Linked DNA regions of Homo sapiens: region 1 is linked to region 2. The links are chromatin loops, found by intact Hi-C in ENCODE. Cell type or tissue: pancreas. All regions are shown on one strand. Links, peaks and the distances in the headings refer to the core of each region. The heading gives the core; the rest is flanking DNA.

The links. Hi-C counts contacts between places; a loop is a spot of excess contacts. Peaks named below come from ENCODE experiments on the same cell type or tissue, not always from the same donor. Only the 100,000 strongest peaks of a DNase experiment are listed, where the experiment ranks them.
Region 1: a loop joins it to region 2, with 4 times the contacts of the local background. A loop is called at or near these places in 98 of 110 quality-filtered maps.

What each region holds. Positions count from the first base shown.
Region 1 is chr13:102,851,279-102,861,430 of GRCh38, reverse strand. BIVM-ERCC5 (BIVM-ERCC5 readthrough) reads right to left here. Exons shown (of 23, transcript NM_001204425.2): 10 at 9,138-9,313; 11 at 7,559-7,674; 12 at 7,057-7,143; 13 at 5,319-5,379; 14 at 3,013-3,156. ERCC5 (ERCC excision repair 5, endonuclease) reads right to left here. Exons shown (of 15, transcript NM_000123.4): 2 at 9,138-9,313; 3 at 7,559-7,674; 4 at 7,057-7,143; 5 at 5,319-5,379; 6 at 3,013-3,156. Among named protein-coding and RNA genes, the nearest start is that of ERCC5, 10 kb to the right of the region's middle. In pancreas, for the core only: no CTCF peak of the experiment used is centred there; a DNase peak (open chromatin) is centred at 4,650.
Region 2 is chr13:102,575,724-102,586,265 of GRCh38, reverse strand. No RefSeq gene overlaps it. Among named protein-coding and RNA genes, the nearest start is that of TPP2, 16 kb to the left of the region's middle. RefSeq lists an enhancer at 1,697-1,796. In pancreas, for the core only: a CTCF peak has its summit at 5,508 (motif pointing left); no DNase peak of the experiment used is centred there.

The sequences.
Region 1 (10,152 bases), core at 1-8,000, 280 kb before region 2:
CCAACAGGGAACAAAGAACAATTGGCTTTTTTCATTGATGGTAGTTTCATATTATAAAAGGTGAATAACAAGAAAAACTACAGCTTCCTTTTAAAAAAATAATCTTCGAAAGAGTTGGGCAAAAAAAAATCATGAATACTATGGCCAGGTGCGGTGGCTCATGCCTGTAATCCTAGCACTTTGGGAGGCCGAGATGGGTGGACCACCGGAGGTCAGGAGTTCGAGACCAGCCTGGCCAACGTGGTGAAACCCTGTCTCTACTAAAAATACAAAAATTAGCCGGGTGTGATGGCAGGCACCTGTAATCCCAGCTACCCAGGAGACTGAGGCAGGAGAATCACTTGAACCGGGGAGGCAGAGGTTGCAGTGAGCCGAGATTGTGCCATTGCACTCCAGCCTGAGGGACAAGAGCGAGACTTCCCCTCAAAAAAAAAAAAAAAAAAATCATGAATACTGTTTATGATTTAATCATTATTCAATAAACATGTATTGAGCATGTAATGCATAGCAGTCACTATGACATCTGATTATGGCTTAACAATCTTCTAGAATGTAGGTAAATATGCAAGTGAAGTGTCCTGCACAACCTTATCCCATAAAAGACACAATAAATCACAGTAATCACAGTTATTAACAGTAATACTTAACATTATAAGGCATTTCCCATGGAGGGCATTTTTCTAAGTGCTTTTACATATAATACCTCATTTTATTCTCACAATCATCCTATGAAACAGATATCACCTCCATTTTATAAATGAAGAAATTGGGACTTAAATAGGTTAGGTAACCTCCCTAGAGTCACAGGGCTAATAAGTGGTAGATCTGGGATCAAAAGCATGTCAATTTACTACAATTGATTCTATTAACATAGTAGACAGCCCCCTCATCCTTGGGGTATGTTCCAAGACCCCCAGAGGATGCCTGAAACTGCAGAAGTACCAAACCTGATTGTCATCAATCAGAACATGTTTCTCTTCATGTCTTCCACCCCAAAATGTAATGGCTTTTCCATCCTAACTGAGCACTTATCACACGCTGAGGTCATGACTTTTGCAGTTTATGGTACGGCAGCAAAACTAGCACCAATTTCTTTTCGCTTCTTCACAATATCACAGATAGAAAAGTCATTTTTATGCAGATCTAAGCAACCTCAGCCAGAATACGATTTTTTTCTTTCCTTATTAATTCAAGAACTTTCACCTTTTCATTTAAAGGAGGCACTTTACAGCTTCTCTTTGGCATATTCAAATTGCCAGCATCATACTCTTGCACTGTTGTGCCATCATTAAGTCAAATAAGAGTGACTTGAGGAGAAGCACTGCAATATCGCGACAGTTGATCTGATCACCGCGACAGCTACTCAGTGATTAACAGGCAGGAAGCATCTACAGCACGGAGATGCTAGACAAAGGGAGGATTCACGTTCCAGGCAAGATGGAGCAGGAGGGTGTGAGATTTCATCACTCTACTCAGAATGGTGTGCAACTTAAAACTTATGAATTGTTTATTTCTGAAAGTTTCCATTTAATATTTTCAGACCACAGTTTACCACAGGTCACTGAAAACTGCAAACCGTGAGTAAAGTGGAACTATGGTATTATGATTATTACTACTGCTATTATTACCTACCATCACTACTATTATCAATATTACATTTGCACGACATACAGATCACACAAAGGCCCAACATGGATGACTTAGAACATCTCTATCAAAATTACAGATCCAGTAAGCTGCTACTCCACACCACCCTACAGTCCACCACTTCCAGAGACTTCATGGTTGCAGAAAGAAAATAAAGAACAGTAAATCATTAGGGACTGTCTCTCTTTCTCCCATTTCTTCCTGTTATTGTTTACACAACCAAAATTCTACTTCCTCAACTGCCAGCCAGAGATCCTTTCATACTCAAGAAATAAAATGCCTGATAGACAGACTGAGCCTGGATTTTTCTCCTGAAATAAAAATCAATTTACTTCTGTCCTTTGTATATCCAAAGACCCAAGAATGTCACTTCTGTGCACCTTAGTGTGTGCTACTGCACATTCTTTGTGGAAAAAACAGGGAGTGATGAGAAAAGAAATTTACCCTTCCTTTTTCATATTTCTGCTATCAATTTAAGCAATATTCAAAAATTGTAGAAAATAAAAAAACACTCCATCTATGCACTAAGGTCGATGATGCTGCAAAATTTCGATTCTGTCCTATAGTGGGTGAATGGAGAACTACGGTAGAAATAACAGGTAGCAGCAACAGAAAGAGAAAAAGAACTCACTCACTGGCAACTAAGACAGGGAGTCATCAATAGTAACATGAATTAAGTATCAATGGCAGCATGATCAGGAGACACATTTGCTAGCACCCAACTGCACATACCACCTCCACTCTAGCTTTCTGGGCCTGCCAAGCTACAAGATGTTCCAAGGTGAAGAAGCCCCATTCGCACTGTCCAGGAAGAGGGCAAGGGAATGTGGAGAGCCAATGGCATCTCTAGGGCTGCAGCAGAGGAAGATATACCTGGAATTTCAATTTAGAACTTATTTTTCCATTGTGATTAGATTCTATATGACTATTAGTTTTTATAGACAATGTATATTATAGGTTACAATAACTTTTATGACCTAACCTAAGAATTGAGTCAGTAAGCATCTACTGGACACATACCATGTGAAAAATACTGAGCTAGACACTGAAAATACAGAGGTGAGCAAGATAAGCGTGTTTTGGAACTAAGAACTATGAAGTGATATTACAGGGTGCTGTGAGAACAAAGACCAGGAAAAAAGACCTAGTCTCGGGTCAAAAGTCAAGAAAAACTTCTTAGAGTAAATGTCTATAGGCTCAAACGTATAAATATACGATGCTTCTTAGAATCTGAGATGTAGAAATGCTGTTTACTGTTAACTGAGATATCGTGTAAGTATTGCTTATCAATTTTCTCTTCTTTCTAATAAAAAGTTTTGCTGAAGTTCTTAATTCTAAGCATGAATGTACTGTTGCATATTTCACCTCTGGCATTGCTTCAAATAATGTTCTTCTGCGCTTGGTGAACTCTTTCATATCAGTCAAGATTTCATGCTTTACTTCAGGGGGCAGGCTGCTGAAGTCCTCAGACTCAATATCTATCGCTTGAGGATTATGAAAGAACTCTTCCTGTAAAGATAAAATCACAGCACCATGAAATTTACATTTCATACACTTAGTTCTATTCAACATTAAGGATATGTATTATGTTTATATAATAAACACAGTTCTACATAATCAACAATTGGCTAAACACAGTTGCATATAATCTGTGACAGGCAACAAAGTGAGTAGGCAAATTAGGGAATGTAGCCATTCACTCTTTAATTCATTCAAAAGAAAAAAATACTTAGCAGGTACCTCTAAGGCACCAGGCACTGTTCTAGGTGCTAAGGTACTGTGAGATCGGATAAGGTGCCAGATAAGGTCCCTGCTCTTAGGAGCAGAGGAGAGAAGACAATAAATAAATAAATAAATGAACAAGATAATGGTAAAATAAAGCAGATTTATCTGATATGAGAGTGATTACATGAACAGAACGTGGAAAAAAAGATCTATTTGATAGATAAAGAAGACCCCACTAAAAAGAGGATGTGTGAGCAGGGACTTGGAAGATATCAAAGAGCCTCACTGAGGATAGAGCATTTCAGGCTGAGAGAACAGAAAATGCAAGAACCCAAGACAGAATGTGCCTTAGGAATTCAAGCAATATATATCATTCCCATAATTAAGTTAGTTTTATTTTGCTTATAACATAAGAAATGAAATTAAAAGAAATTCACAGAAGACATGGAAAAGTGTAAAACTTTTCTCAACTTTAACTCATTACCAAAAGTACTTTAAAATCCTTCATTAGTAAAAAAGATAAGCTAATACAACCTGATGTCCTGCATGTCTGTATGTTACATGTGTACGTACCAACCAGCAAACACGTAGGACAGACCTGTCACTGCGCTCAGCATTTCCTGTGCTTTCCCTCACTAATGCTCCCATCACCCCCATCAGGAAGGCATTGATATCAATTTCGTTTTACAAAAAAAAATAAAGCCTTGGAGAATTTAATCTGTGTAAGATCACACAGCTAGTGAACAGTGGAGCCTGGACTGAAACGCAGGTCTTTTTGACCACGAGGCCCATGGTCTTAACTAAGATTGCTCTCACTAGCTGCATTAATAGCACAGCACCTCCGCAACCTGAAGGATCTCGAGGTTTTAGCTCAAAAGTTTCTACCTGATAGAACAAAACCATATGAACAAACAAGAAACAGTGAATTTGGGAATCAAAAAATGCTATCTGTGACACTAAGAAACTTGAAAAATGTTTATGAAAAAAATGTATATATACAGCATAATCTCAATTTGTAAAAATGTTATTCATGAAAATATGTGTGGGACATTCTTCTTGTCTAACTCTCTGCCCCTTCCATAGGGCAGTAACTAGCTTCTGAGGAACAGGATGTAGTGGGAAGGATGCTGCACAACTTCCAAAGCTAGGTCAGAAAGGCAACAGGGCTTCTGCTTAGAACTTTCTCTTGGGATGCCCACACTGGGAATACAGTCATCATGCTGGGAAAATGCCCAGGCCACGTGGAGAGGCCACAAGTAGGTGCTCTGGTGCTGGCCGCATGGAAGACTGGCTGACAGCCAGCATCAACCACCGCCCATGGCAGCAAGGAAACCTCGTTAATCACTCCAGCCCCAGCTACAGACTGGCTGCATCTACACAAGAGACCCCAGAGAGAACTGCCTGTCTGAGCTCATCTACCCCTGGAACCCAGACAGATGACGATAACAAATGATGTTTTAACCACTAAGTTACACAGCGACAGATAACTAGAACATACACACATATGTGTACACATATATATGTACACATGCACATTTGATACATATATACAAATACACACACAGATATTCAACTATATGGGGCAGGCAAAGAATGGATGAAAATATATCAAACTGTTATTACAAGTTATTTATGAATGATATGTTTTCTATATTTTCTATGTAAGCACATATTACTATTGGTTGGTTGGTTGTAAAAGAAAAATAGCTTGTTTTGAATATATAGATGTGCATAATGGCAAATTCCATATATATATATATACACGTGTGTAGGTGAGTGTGTTTTAAATACATACATGTACACATATATATGCACAACCAAAAAGCCATCTGTCTTTACTTTTTATCAGGAACTTTCACAGTTTGATATACCTCATTAATATTCATTTTCATGTCATTCATTTCAAATAACAGAATACATTCTGAATTCAAAAATGATCTAAATACCTGTAATGCTTGTTTTTGATTCATTCTTTCTTGCCATTCTTTTTCATCTTCCTCTTCTGAACTGAAAGTCAAACATACTTTTACGATATCTATGATTTTTAAGGACCCCTTACAAAAATACTTGTATGCAAGGCTCTGCTCGTTATACGGGCTACAGTGGTGAATAAAACAGCAAGATCTGTGCCACTACTGGTCTCATGGTCTGGTGGGGGACACGTGTAAGTAAGCAATTAGAGTGGGATCTAATAACTTCCACCACAAGGGAAGGGCAGGTCACTAGAGATGCAATAGGGAGTCACCTCACCCAATTTAGGAGTCACAAAAGCTTTCCAGGATCTCCTGCAATTACACTGGTTGGAGTTAGCCACGAATTAATGAGTGTAGTTGTAGGGAGCGGGAAGGTTCATGGAGAAGAGTGTTCCAGGCAAAAGAACTAAGTTGTATGACCATATAGAAACAAGGAAAAGAAAGCCTGCCTGTGGATGATGTGAAGAAAGGCAGGGATAAGACTGGAAAGTGTAATTAAGGAGTTAAAGTTTTATCCTAAAGAAATGAGAAGCTAAGCTGCGTGTGGTGGCTCACGCCTGCAATCCCAGCACTTTGGGAGGCCGAGGCAGGTGGATCACTTGAGGTCAGGAGTTCGAGACCAGCCTGGACAACATGGTGAAACCTCGTCTCTACTAAAAATACAAAAAATTAGCCAGGTGTGGTGGCACGTGCCTGTAATCCCAGCTACTCCGGAGGCTGAGGCAGGAGAATCGCTTAAACCCAGGAGGCAGGGGTTGCAGTGAGCTGAGATTGTGCCACTGCACTCCAGTCTGGGCAACAGAGACTCCATCTCAAAAAAAAAAGAAAGAAAAAAATGAGAAGGAGAAGCTAGAAAGTGTTTTAAGTAAGGAAATGACAATATCAGATTTGGATTTTAAACAGACTATAACACAAAACAGAGATTGGGCTTGGTGGGAGGAACTATTACAAAAAGGGTATGATCAAAGACAAAGACAGAAAGAAGTTTAAAAGCTAATAATGTAACCTGGAGAAAAAATGACAGTGGTAGCAATGGAGACAAATAGAACTGAGCTGATACAAAAGCTAAGTTGTCTCTTGGGAACTCCTGGGAAAGGAAGAGGTGGAGGGAAGGACAGGGGACAAAGGCAAACTGCCAAGCTTCCGGTTCTCCACCTTCACTTCAAACACAGAAACCACCAACCATTAAGAGAGAGACAGAGGAAGAGGAGTCCACAGAGAGGCTGAGCAGAAAGCGCCAGAGAGATGCCGGGGGAGCGGGGCAGTGTGGCATGGTGTTTAGTGCAGAGAAGTCGAGCACACTAAGACGTGCAAAGCGTCTGCTAGATTTAGCAACAAGAATGTCATGGGTTGTGGTATTTTAGCATCATGGTGAGAGAGACCATACTGGATTGAAAAGCAGCTAGAGACAGCATGTGTAAGCAAAGTGTAAGCAAAACTAAAATTCATGCCTTGGAGAATTTAGAATCCACAGCCCTGGCAGAAGTTCTTTAGAATGAAGAGGAATAAGAATCATGAATCACCAAAACACAAAGAATAGTAAATAAAAAATTTAGTCTTTGAAAAATATTCTGAAAGGTATAGAGCATGCCTATTTCAGATGCATTAAGAAATGTTCACATGCCTTATCATGTAGATAACACATCAAGGTTTAAATGTGTCTGAATGTAGCAATGACTAAAATAATATTCTTAAATAGTTAAACATTTACCTGTGTTTTTCTTCCTCTTGTAAAGGAGGCAAAACATAGAGGTCGTTTTCTCTTCGAACTTGGGTAAGACTGGGTAGTGCTTCATCTCTGGAAAGTACACAAATCTTTAAACAGATTATGCAGACCCTGCTCAGGATGGTGAACAGGGACCTGACCTGGCTGCTCTCAGGCCACTGCTGTGGAAAATAAATGCAGCCGAGAGAAAGGAAGGAACCTTGGCGGGGCTGCTCACCTAGAGTCAAGAAGACCATAATCAAAGTAAAAAGTGTACATGACGCAACACGACAGCTTTTTTTTCTCATTAGCAAAGTTGATTCTCACAGAACGGAGAATTGCCACAACTCCAAATTACCAGGTCAAAATGGCAGCCTACTTGTCTCATTTCACTCTCTATTTTCTGTTGAGAGTCAAAATTAGATAGGGAAAGAGAATCGCAGGAAATCAAGACAAAAATCACTTTTTTAAAACTTCATCTCTAACACGACTATAATTTTCCTCTTGCCTTTTGCTTCTGAAGGCAGTTTTGATGGCTTGTCTTTTCAAAAATGTTTTCAGAAGCTTCTCTGTCGTTTTCCTGGAGTCACTGGACGCTAAGTCCTTTCTCTGCCTTCTCTTCACCTATGAGAAGAAAGGATGTAAGATCTCACTTCAGGATATTAGACCACTAGAAACATTGCTGTGATTTATTTTCCAGAGAATTTGGTTTGTCTGAGTTTTCAGACTATGGCTGCTTTAGCATTTCCTCCTAATTGCCATATCAGTGTATATCTTCAGGTTGCTGCTACGTAAAGGACACCCAGAGTTTCCATCTATTACTTAATGGGCTACTACACAATATATTTGGGAAACTTAATTTACTTTCAGTTTCTTTTAAATGTCTTTTAATATGCCCAAGAAGTGGAAAGCTTAAATGCTTCCCAAAAGAAATTATTTATTTATTCTATAAAATGTCACAGTGACACCAAAAACAATTTCTAATATTGCTTTTTATAAACATGCATTACTTACATGTAATTCTGCCCTTCAATATTCAAGATTATATATCATGAGAAATTCTAAAATGTATAGAAATATCTTGTAAGAAATGTTCAAGTAGTGACAAATGGATAGTCCCTGTGCTTATGGCTGAATATCGGATAAAAATAACCAAGATATTCTCTTTTCCTTTCTAATCCTTCCACAAAGTACCTGATTTACAGTATGCCTTGGGTAACTGAAAACTGCAACATTCAAGACTAGACACTCTTACTGAGGCAACAAAGGTCCCCCAGCATTTATAAATGCTTTTTATTTTTATCCTATATCCTTACTTTTATCCTATATCCTCATTTAGAGAGTATCTGGTATGATTACAAAGTCATCATTTCATTACTTTGGTATTTTCAACAAATAAAAGTCATATATCCAAATGGGTGCTGTCATTTGGACTGTTTAAACATTATTTTATGTCATTTTTTTAGAGATGGGGTCTCCCTGTGTTGCCCAGGCTGGACTTGGGCTCAAGCAATCCTCCTGCCCCCGGCCTTCCAAAAACATTTTTTAAAACTACTTCCAGAACAATAAAGCAGCAACTCATTCTGACTCTTCTATATCATGGTCAATTTCCTTCCTAGATAATCCACTTTAGTCACCACTTGGCACCACATAACATTGCTTACTCCTAAAATCCAATTCCCCTTAAAAGAAGGCTTGCTATCACGGAGGATACTTGATCTCAGATTCAGGGAGGCACTTCCCAAAAGAGGGTTTCCACAGTGTTCTGAGTGATGGCCGCATCCTTGAAATAAATATAAAACACCTAACAAGATCCTCTGAAGGGAAAACTCTCAACAGCAAGGTTTTTAGTAGTTAGTTTTATTTAAAAGTTAAATTTTATCATTGTACCCATGATGAACTCTCATAAAACTTTTTAAAAGAAAAATTAATTGTTCAAGATAAAAAAGTAGATGTAATTAAGTATGTGTCAAAATAAGTCTGTTTCTAAAATTCTAAAGAGAAAACAAAAATTTTATGTGAATTTTTCTAAGAATGCAGAAAGAAAAAAATTATTTGACACTTACTAAAAACTATACGACACTTACCAAAGTCTGTTTCTTCAATAGTGGAGCATCCCCATCAAACACAAAAATAGGACGAATTCGAAAAAATAAGAGTTTGCAGAGCCGATGAAACAAAGTGAGAAGATGAGGATTTTCTATTGAGTTCCCATGGCGATCCCGGACTCCTTTAAGTGCTTGGTTTAACCAAATGCTAATATCTGGGAGAATTGTTAATGGAAAAAACTCCGGGATTTTTCTCTTCATCCTCACAACTTCAATTTCCTAATAACTGATATTATCCAAACGTTGAACACTAAATACTTATCACTATTCATTTAAAATTGAAAAACATTTAGCTCTCATGGGATCTACCTAAAGTCAGTTAACTTTTAGTTGAACTCTTGTTACCCCTATTCACATACTGCATTTTAAAATCATACAAAGACAGACATATCCTTTTAAGAAGTCTCATTGCAAAGAATTGCTTCTTTAAAAAAAAATAAGTGATTGCTAAAGAATTTTCATGAATTAGCACAAATTTTCTGGAGGACAATTTGACAATTCATAGTGAAAAAAACTTTTTAAAACTTTGCAGTCTATTTTACCACTTCCAGACATTGATCCTCAGAAAATCATCATGGATATATAATGAGAGTTATTTACAGAATGCTTGTTTATAATAATGAAAATATAAAAATCAACTTAAAAGTTTTCCAGCAGGTCTTTTTAAAAAACTAATCATAGGCCGGGCGCGGTGGCTCACACCTGTAATCCCAGCACTTTGGGAGGCCGAGGCAGGTGGATCACGAGATCAAGAGATCGAGACCATCCTGGCCAACATGGTGAAACCCCATCTCTACTAAAAATACAAAAATTGGCTGGGCATGGTGGTGCGCACCTGTAGTCCCAGCTACTCAGGAGGCTGAGGCAGGAGAATCGCTTGAACCCAGGAGGCAGAGGTTGCAGTGAGCCGAGATCGCGCCACTGCACTCCAGCCTGGTGACAGAGCAAGACTCCGTCTCAAAAAAGAAAAACTAATTATGGCAGACCTATTTGC
Region 2 (10,542 bases), core at 1,548-9,547:
TGGGTCCGAGAGGCGGAGGTTGCAGTGGGCAGAGATCATGCCACTGCACTCCAGCCTGGGCGACAGAGCAAGATTCTCTCTCTCTCTCTCAAAAAAAAAAAAAGTTACATGAGAAAAAATAGCTTCCACAGTGCTAATAACTATTTGCTATTTGCTATTAGTAAAATGTGACTGTATGTAGTAGAGACTCAATAAACAAAACCAAAACTGGTCAGATTTACACCACCTCAAGTTAAGACTTACTAAAGTACACAATTTTTTTAAAAGAGGACTTCTTAGTTTGCAAGAAATGTTTTTAAAAATCAGCTTAGCCATACAGTAAAGGGACCTTGTTTTCTTGAGGTAAATCATCAAAATTTACTTTATAATTTGTCAAATATTTTATGGACAGATACATTTATACTGTTTCTAGAATCTAATTTTTTAAACAACAGACATGTCTGATCTTGAGGCACTATTCTTTCTTCTTTTATAAAGTAATGACAAATAGAAAATTGGTTATAAAAATCACTTTGTGTGTATATTCATGTGAACTGGGGTGGTCACATATTGGGGTTCCAGACAGAATTCTCTGAAGTCTTCTAAAACTGACTATAAGTATTCATTTAGAATGAGCCAATTCCCAATGAATTCATAAAGCTGTTTTGGGGTGTTTTGGAGGTGTTTTGGGGAATATAAAAGGAATAGGAGAAGGTAGGAAGGAAAGAGAAGAGGCTTTATAAAAAATTAAATAATTAAAATCTTTTTTATTAATTGATTTCTTGAAGATTTTGTATACATATTTTTTAAAACAAAATGTTTAACAAAATTGCATAATATATGCGTGTGTGTATACAGTATACAATATATAAAATACACTCACATTTACATATGCACACGCAGACCCCATACACACTTTAAAATCAGATGCAGATATCTATTGCTTGAATACTAAGAAAAATATTTCCTCAACTAGTGTCTCCAAACCTGCCCAAAGATCTGAATCACCCAGCACTCTTGTTAAAAATACAGTTTACCTGGGTTCCACTTCAGACCTACGGAATCAGAAGCCCTAGTAGAAATGCATCGTAATTTGTGTTTTAAACAAAGATCCTGGGTGATTCTTGTCATCAGGAAGTTTGGAGAACACTGACCTAAACTGTATTTATTTGCTGTACTTAGTGCTGGTATAGCACTACAGTCCGGATAATTAAAACTGGGAAGTTTCTCTAAGATATTTTTATGCCATGGAGCAGTGTGCCAGTTGTCAGCTTCCTGCCTCTCCTCTTCAAATGTACCTTCTCTGCTCTGCTTTTGATACTGGAGCTGGACCCTGTAAACTTGTCTCCCTTCCTAGATGGCACAAGGTTAAGCTTTGAGCATTTTTGACTTGTGTTTTCTCTAATTTAACCCCTCTTATTTTCTTAAGAATCCATTAGGATGAGGTTCACCTTTGAAACTGTCTGTTCAAGGACCTCCACACTGCTAACTCTGAAAGCTGAGCCTCATGTTTTTATTTGACCATTGTCCATAGCATTTGACACAGTTGAGTGCTGCTTCTTCCTCGAGAGACTGTCTTTGGTTTTGAGAACACTGCTCTCTCCTCATGTCTCATGTTTCATGGCTCCAGCTGCCTTTGCTAGTTCCTCTTTTTTTTTTCCTGACCTCTGAATGTCAGCATGATCTAGGACTCAGTCCTTGAACCTCTTCTCTTTTCTGCCTACACTTATGCCTTTGATGATGAAATCTAATTGCATGGCTCTGAGTACCATCAGCAACCTGAAGATTCTAAAATGCGAGTCTCCAGCTCGACCTCTCTCCTACATTCTAACTCCTGTTTGATATTTCCACTTGGATGTCTAACAAGAATATCACACTTTACATGCTCCAAACTTAACTATGTGTCTTCCCCAGATCTGTTCTTCTTCTAGTATTCCTCTTCTCAATTACACGAAACTTTAAAGCTTCTAGTTGCTCAGGCCAAAAATCTTGTCTCCTCACTCTTCTGCCATCCATCCAATCCATTTTCAAAACCTGTTGGCTTGATCTTCAGAAAACGCTCAGAATCTGATTACTTTTCATCACCTCCACTGCTAACATTTTCATCCAAGCCAACATGATGTTTTGTCTGCATTATACAGGAACCTTCTCTATCAGGATAGCCTGGGTTATGTTGTAATCAAAATGGCCCCCCAAATCTCAGTGACTCCAAACCACATGTTCTCTCTCTCTGGCATGATCATCATTGATTTACTCCCTGACATCTTCTGTCCAGGCTCTGGCTCATGGAGAAGCTGTAGACTAGAACATTGCTAGACGACCATGTGGTTAATGGAAAACAGGGCATAGTGAAGGATATAGTGCTCTGAACACTCTGTCTGGACATCAAACATGTCCCCTCTGCTCCCATTTCATTGATGAAAGCATGGACATGCCCGATTTCAGCATGACAGGGAGGTATGGGTGATCCTTGTTAGTCACGGTAGTTATATTCTACAAGGTTGTAGCAGACATTGAGTTAGCAAATTCTGAACCACTGCTCCTATGCTAGGAAATACAGGATTATGTTCCTGTGAGCTTCTGGCTGAAACATTTTTGTCAACTGAGATGCCACCCTGTTAGGTAGATTTATTTGCCAACTTCCTTGTAAAACAAGCCAGCCTCACTGATGTTCAAAACCTGCTCTTCCATACAACCCTTTTCCTGCATAATACTTAGCAGGCATTTTTAAAAATATGTATTGAGGGAGTAGAAAAGATATCAGCCTTACCCTGGGACTGAGTCAATGGCAACTTCTTGTTCCACAGGGTTAGGGAAGACTATGAGGAAATTAAAGTTGTTTGGAAAAATCCAGGTGGCATTGCTTTGTATGTTGTGATGGGGAGAGGGGTGAAGTGCAAAAGCCCCTCACACCCTCCATCTCACCTCAGACTGTGTCCTGGAACCCTGGGCAGAGAAGCCCCACTCACACTCCTGCCTCTTGGGATTACTGGTGGCCATGTAGTGATGGAGAATGACAAGTAAGAAGAGCAAGCCGCCTGGCATGTTGGTGAAGATGGCGAGCTGCACTGTTGTGGTTGTCTCGGTCAGCTCTGCTGGGCACTGACACTGTCTGAGCACACATTGGAGGCAGGATACCTGGAAAGCATCTTTGTAGGCCAACTGAGTCCCAAGGGGGCACTTCAACCTCGTAGCCCAATCAGAGTGGCCTTTCCAGCCCTGCTACCTCACCTGCTCCGGCAGAGGTTTTAAAAATTCTTCCTCAGCCTCTTGATCGCAGACCGTACCTCAGCTGTAAGTTCAACATCTCACGTCATCTGGCCTTTTGAATGAAATGAGTGAGCCAACCAGTAGCTGAGAAAGCTTTAACGTTTTCTTTGTCCTAAGGAACATAACATAAATGTCTTTGGCTTTCAGCCTCGAAACAATGCTGTCCACATGCTTTTTAAATCAGTGGTTATCTCATCAATCCATGTTTTCCATAGTGATATGGTTTGGCTCTGTGTCCCCACCCAAATCTCATATTGAATTGTAATCCCTTCATTACAATTCATACAACCCTTTTCCTGCATAATACTTAGCAGGCATTTTTTAAAATATATATTGAGGGAGTAGAAAAGATATCGGCCTTACCCTGGGACTGGTCAATGGCAGCTTCTTTTTCCACAGGGTTAGGGAAGACTGAGGAAATAAAAGTTGTTTGGAAAAATTGTTGAGGGAGGGATCTGGTGGGAGGTAATTGAATCATAGGGGCAGTTTCTTCCATGCAGTTCTTATGACAGTAGTGAGTTCTCAAGAGATGTGGTGGTTTAAAAGTGTGGCATTTCCTCCTGCCCCACTTCCTGCCACCATGTAAGAGGTACCTTGCTTCCTCTTAGCCTTCCACCATGATTGTAAGTTTCCTGAGGCCTCCCCAGCCACATGGAAATGGGAGTCAATTAAACCTCTTTTCTTTATAAATTACCCAGTCTCAGGTAGTTCTTTATAGCAGTGTGAAAATGAACTAATACACATAGGTTTATAATACACTGTAGACATAACTCCAGCACTTTCTGGAGTGCCCTTGTATACAGACTGATGAATTTCCACTGCCTTTTCCTGGATGTACCATACTGTTGATTCATTAATATTGAAGTCATGGCCAACAGCACTGAACTCATGCCTGAGTGAAGTTTCTCTGTGTGTTTTCTCCGTAAGGGCACATCATAGTCTTCTTGTGCTTAGGAACGCTAGGCAGCACTTCTATTTGGGGGCCATTTTAAACAGCACTATTACCAACAAAATGTGCAAAAAACATGCCAAAAAAAAAAGCTTGGCATTAAATAGAACCTGAAAAATATGTGGATTGTTTTCCTACTTTCCTTTTTGGATAGCTTGTTGTGAGCGTATAGGAATGCAACTGTGGTTGCCATGAAGCTTGCATATGAGCCTCAGAGCTGTAATAGCCCATTTTGAGATTACAACTTAAGTTGGATTGCATGTGAAAGCTCTACATGTTTACTCCCCCTACCTTACGTTATTGATATCAGAGTGTATTTTTATATTGTGTACCTATGAACAAGGTTTTGTGGTTACAGTTATTCTTAATAGTTTTGACTTTTAACTTTAATACTAGAGTTAAAAGTGGTTTACACAGGGCCCTGTGATGGAGAATTAAACTCAGATCACACCTGGGATTCAGACAGGCATTGCTGCATTTGCGGCACTAACATAAGTGAAGGAAAAAGAGTGATGATGGGCAGCAGGTGGTCTACTATGGAGCTAGAAGGGAAAGGGGAGAACCAGTCTTGCAGGTTACATTGAGCCTTGCTCAGAGTGGAGGCGGTGGGTGGGGGTGATTTGGCCCATGGATCCCTGATGTGTGCTCATGTTGAAGAGTGGGATTCCTCCACTGTCCTGTCCTGTCAGGGTAGCCAAGGAAGGGCTTCTGCTTCCAGTGGGAATGAGACATGATGACCTTTACAGTTCCTTCTAACTTTCAGAGGTTGCACACTGCAGTAGTAAAGTGCACAGAGTGGAGCTAGCCTGGATGGGTTTGAGTCCTGGCTCTCTCACCTGTCAGCTCTGTGACTTGGGGCCAGTGACTTAACCTCTCTGTGCCTCAGTTTCCTCATCTAGAAAAAAATAGAGATGCTAATCCAACAATAAGACCAATTCCATGGGGATGCTGCAAAAATTAAATGACTTTGTATAAAGTATTTAGAACTATCCCTAGCACATCATGAGAGCCAGAAAAGTGTTTGCCTTTTTGCTTAAATGGCTGTGATATTTAAAACTGGCCACAATTGATAGTTAACTGCAAATCTACATATTGTAAAGAAGCATGCTGTCCTGATAGTAAACTTTTAAAACACATGTTCAGTTTTATAATTATAATTCCACTATAGTTATCATAAGCAGAAGTACACATTTCTTTATTCTTTTATTGATATAAAATTTGATTCAATATTTATTTTGTGTATATGATTAAATCCTAGAAAATGCGTCTTGAAAGCAATGCGTTTAGATTGGCTTTGCAATAGTGCCACCTTCTGGTTGAATTCCTTCTTTACAAGCCCGTATCTTGTCTAGACTCATCCTACTGCGCTTGGTAAATTGTGATTTTGTTCTAGGAGATACCTGAGTGAGGCATGGTAAACCGGTCCCAGCAGACCACTCCCTGAAGATGTTGGCTTGATATGTGCTGGAAGATGAAAAAGCATACAGAATGCAGGACAACATAAAGAAAATAGAACCGAGAAGTTATGCTAAGTATATAAACAAACCAAGAGTATGGATTGGAATGCTGTTTTCTTTGGACAGATCAATGTTCTTTTGGAAAGATAGAATGAAGCTGAATAAGTTGCAGAAAAGGTCAAATAAAATGATTGTGTCCAAAAGACTAGGGTTTTTCTACAGTTTGGAACAAACAGACAGAGGCAATGCAGTGTTTAATGACTGTTCTGAAAAAATAATTATGATATTGTGGGGCGAAGGAGACTCTCACAGCCAAAAGTTATGAAAGAGAGCCACACTCTACAAATTATAGCAAATTTGGGGACATATTAGGGTGAAGGGAGATGGAAAATAAAGTACGAACATACTATATAGTAGGTATATTACCTATATGATCTAAATTTAGTTGTCTAGACAACCACGCCTTACAATTGGTCTTATCATCCTTTCAGACATCAGAAAACAGAAGCTCAAAAAGTTAGTATGTTGCCGGGCGCCGTGGCTCACGCCTGTAATCCCAACACTTTGGGAGGCTAAGGCGGGCAGATCACCCGAGGTCAGGAGTTCGAGACCAGCCTGGCAAAACCCTGTCTCTACTAAAAATACAAAAATTAGCTGGGTGTGGTGGTGGGCACCTGTAATCCCAGCTACCCCAGAGGCTGAGGCAGGGAGAACTGCTTGAACCTGGGAGGCGGAGGTTGCAGTGAGCTAAAATTGCACCACTACACTACAGCCTGGGCAACAGAGTGAGACTCTGTCTCGGGGGGCAGGGCAGGGGGAAGTTAAGTATCTTGGTCAATTTCATAGAATAGCTGACAACTGTCTCTGATTCCAAAGGCTATGCTAATGCTAATGTACCATATGTTCCCCCCATTTTCATTTTATTCTAATTAAATAATTTATTTATTTATTTTGAGACAAGGTCTTGCTGTGTTGCCCAGGCTGGAGTTCAGTGGTGCGATCCTAGCTCACTGCACCTTCAAACTACTAAGCTCAAATGATCCTCATGCTTTGGCCTCCCAAGTAGCTGGGACCACGCCAACACGCCTGGTTAATTTATTTTATTTTATTTTTTGAGACAGGGGTCTCGCTTTGTTGCCCATGCTGGTCTCAAACTCCTGGCTTCAAGTGATCCTCCCACCTTGGCATCCCAAAGTGTTGGGATTACAGGCTGAGCCACCATGCCCGACCTATTTTACTATTATTTTTTAATTTTTAGAGAAAGAAGAAAAAAGAGGTAATATGAGCTAATATTCTTTCAGCATTTACTTTGTACCATGCACTATACTAAATTCTTTTACACTTGTGGTCTCAGTTACATTTATTTATTTATTTATGGAGACAGGGTCTTACTCTGTTGCCCAGACTGGAGTGCAGTGGCACCATCTGGGCTCATTGCAATCTCCACCTTCTGGGTTCCAGTGATTCTCCCATTTCAGCCTCCTGAGTAGCTGGGACTGCAGGCACACACCAAAATGCCCAGCAAATTAAATTTTTTTTTTTTTTTTTTTTTTTTTTTGTGGAGACAAGGTCTCACTATATTGCCCTGGCTGGTCTCAAACTCCTGCTCAAGCAATCCTTCTGTCTTGGCCTCCCAAAGTGCTGGGATTACAGGCATGAGTCACCACACCTGACTCCCTCAATTACTTTTAAAGTTATTTATTCAGTTTCTTTTCCTCCTTGCCTGTAGCCAAAATCCTCACTCCCATCCTCACAGGGTGCAGTTCTAAGGAGTGCAGTGCACACTCTTTTGCATGTATGTGCTACTGGCAAAATGTGTATTGCTGTTGTATGTGCCTTTATTCTAACTTATGTTTGTTGTATTGTCTTATTTTGTTTCTTTCTTTGTTCACTCAACACTGTTTTCAAAATCTCTATGTGTTGTCCTGTGTACACCATCCAACTACCTCCAACAGCTGGCTAGTGCTCTATTATGTGCTTGCGGCCTGGTTTACCCCTCCATTTCCCAGGGATGGCAGAGCAAGGACCGTCTCCGCTTATGCTTCGTACAGAGCTGGGTGAGAATTCCTATGAGAGTCACCCAGGATCCATCCTTGGTAGGCCACAGTGAACAGTCTACCTGCATTTCGACAGGGACCTGTCTGACTCCTCCCCAGAATGGCTGCTGAGAATCGGGCCAAGGCTCACCAGCAGCACAGGCAACCCTATCTCTGTCTCTCTGCTAGCAGTGGAATTATCCAGTTTTCTAAGTTCTTCCTGTCTGATTAGTCTAAAATGAAACCTCATCATTGCTTGAATTTGCAATTCTGATATCCAACGTATTTGAAACGCTCTTGATAAATGTAGTGGCACTTTGTTTCCTAGTCAGATCTTTTGTCCATTTGACTTGTTCTTTTTGATTTGCAGGAGAGTGTCACATAAGGTTCTATTATTCTCATTTTTAGAGATGCAAGAATTTACTCTCAGTGAGGTTCAGTGACTCGTCCAAGGACATCAGAGTAAGCAGTGAAGCAAATGTTTGAATCCAGAGTCATGCCTCTGAAAGCTGGATATTAGGGAACAATTTGGTGAATTATCTATTAACCTTAATCTTGTCTTTCTTAACCTTGTCCATCAGGTTAAAAAAACTTCAGCATTTTGATTGTTGAGAAAGAAGATGGCTCAAAACAAAAGAGTGAATTTGTCTTTGATATATTTGATATCTCCTTTCCTTTCTCTCTCTCTCCCACATTCTTCTTTAGGAAATAGTTTATTTTTCATAAACTAAAACCAAAAGAAGATTAATCACCCCACAATTCTATCAGTGCTAGATAAGTACTATGTTATGTCAAGTGCCAGCCTCCCTTACCTTGAAAATATGTATAAGGGGTCGTGCGTGGTGGCTCATGCCTATACTCCTAGCACTTTGGGAAGCTGAGGCGGGCAGATCACCTGAGGTCAGGAGTTCCAGACCAGCCTGGCCAACATGGTGAAATCCCATCTCTACTAAAAATATAAAAATTAGCCAGGCATGGTGGCATGTGCCTGCCATCCCAGCTACCTGGGAGGCTGAGGCGGGGGAATCACTGGAACTCGGGAGGTGGAGGCTGCAGTGAGCTGAGATCGCCCAACTGCACTCCAGCCTGGGTGACAGAGCGAGACTCCATCTTAAAAAAAAAAAAAAATATGTATAAGGTGTCTAGGATGTGCCATCTCCTGTTCTAGAAACCATGAGAAACAAAGAACACAAAATTTCAGTTAGACTGGAGGAATAAGTTCAAGAGATCTGTTGTACATCATGGTAAATATAGTTAATAACAATATGTTGTATACTTGCAAATTGCTAAGAGAGGAGATTTTAAATGCTTTCACCATAAAAAGATAAGTATGTGAGTTAATGCATAGGCTAAATAGCTTGATTTAGCCATTACTCAATGTACACTTATATCAAAACAGCATGTTGTATACCATATAGATGCACACACAATTTTTACTTGTCAATGAAAAAGAAAGACCACTTTCCAAAAAAGGTATTTAAAATTAAGTAATCCAGTAAAGGAAACAGAATTTTAAAGGCATCATAATATTCTAAAGAAAATTTAAGGTCTAGTTTGGAAAGTGTTATCTTTGTAAATATTATGGTAGTGATAGTTTATAATTCTGTTTCTCTACTTTTCACTTACTGATGTGTCCTGGATTCATATTTCATTGAAATGTATTGATTATATTATAGAAACTATTAATTCAGACTTTTTTATCTTTATTTAAATGGTAAACAAAACTTTGAAAAAATCAGGCTCCTCTAAGAGCTAGGAATATGTTTCATTGCTAATAACAGAGATCTGAAATAACAGTGGCTTAAGCAAAATAAAGGCTTATTTTTCTTTCCTAAAACATTATGGAAGGCCGGGCATGGTGGCTCATGCTTTTAATCCTAGCACTTTGGGAGGCCTAGGCAGGCAGATTGCTTGAGCCCAGGAGTTCAAGACCAGCCTGGGCAACATGGTGAAACCCTGTCTCTACAAAAAATACAAATAATTAGCTGGGCATGGTGGCACACACCTGTAGTCCCAGCTACCTGGGAGGCTGAGGTAGGAGGATCACCTGAGCGTGGGAGGTCAAGGCTGCAATCAGCTGTGGTCATGCCACTGCACTCTAGCCTGGGTGACAGAGTGAAATCCTGTCTCAAAAATAAAAATAAAATAAAATAAAATGTCACAGTCAGATGTAGTCAGTTCTCATTGGCATGCTGGTATCAGAGAGCCAGGCTCCTTCTGCATTTCTGCTTTGCACCTGGATTTTCATCCTTAGGGTTTCTTCCTGGGTGACAGAGGCCACTGGGGTTCTAGCCTTTTATATCCATGTTTTAAGAAGGAAGAAAGAAGAAGAGGGGGGGACAAAATGGATGTATCTGCCAGTTGAGTAAATATTTTAAAATAACTTTCTATTTCTTACACGGTGCTGAACTTCTCTGTCTACAGGGGAGCCTGGGAGATGTTTAGCTGCTTTCACTGCCACAATACAGAGGTTGTTTAATAAGAAGGAAAAAGAACTATTGGGTAGGCAACTAGCAGTATCTGGCACAGCTCCTAACTATCTTTTATTCAGTACAAGATCACCCACTGTGAATGTGTACTTAAATATACTGAATAACACCTTAAGAAATAACAATTTTAGGCCTGGGCACCATGGCTCATGCCTATAATCCCAACACTTTGGGAGGCTGAGACAAGAGGATCGCTTGAGCCCAGGAGTTCGTGACCAGCCTGGGCAACATAATGAGACCTTATCTCTACAAAAATAAAAAATAAAATAAGAAAACAAAATTGGCTGGGCATGGTGGCTTGTGCCTGTAGTCCCAGCTACTCAGGAGGCTGAGGAGGGAAGATTGCTTGAGCCCAGGAAGCA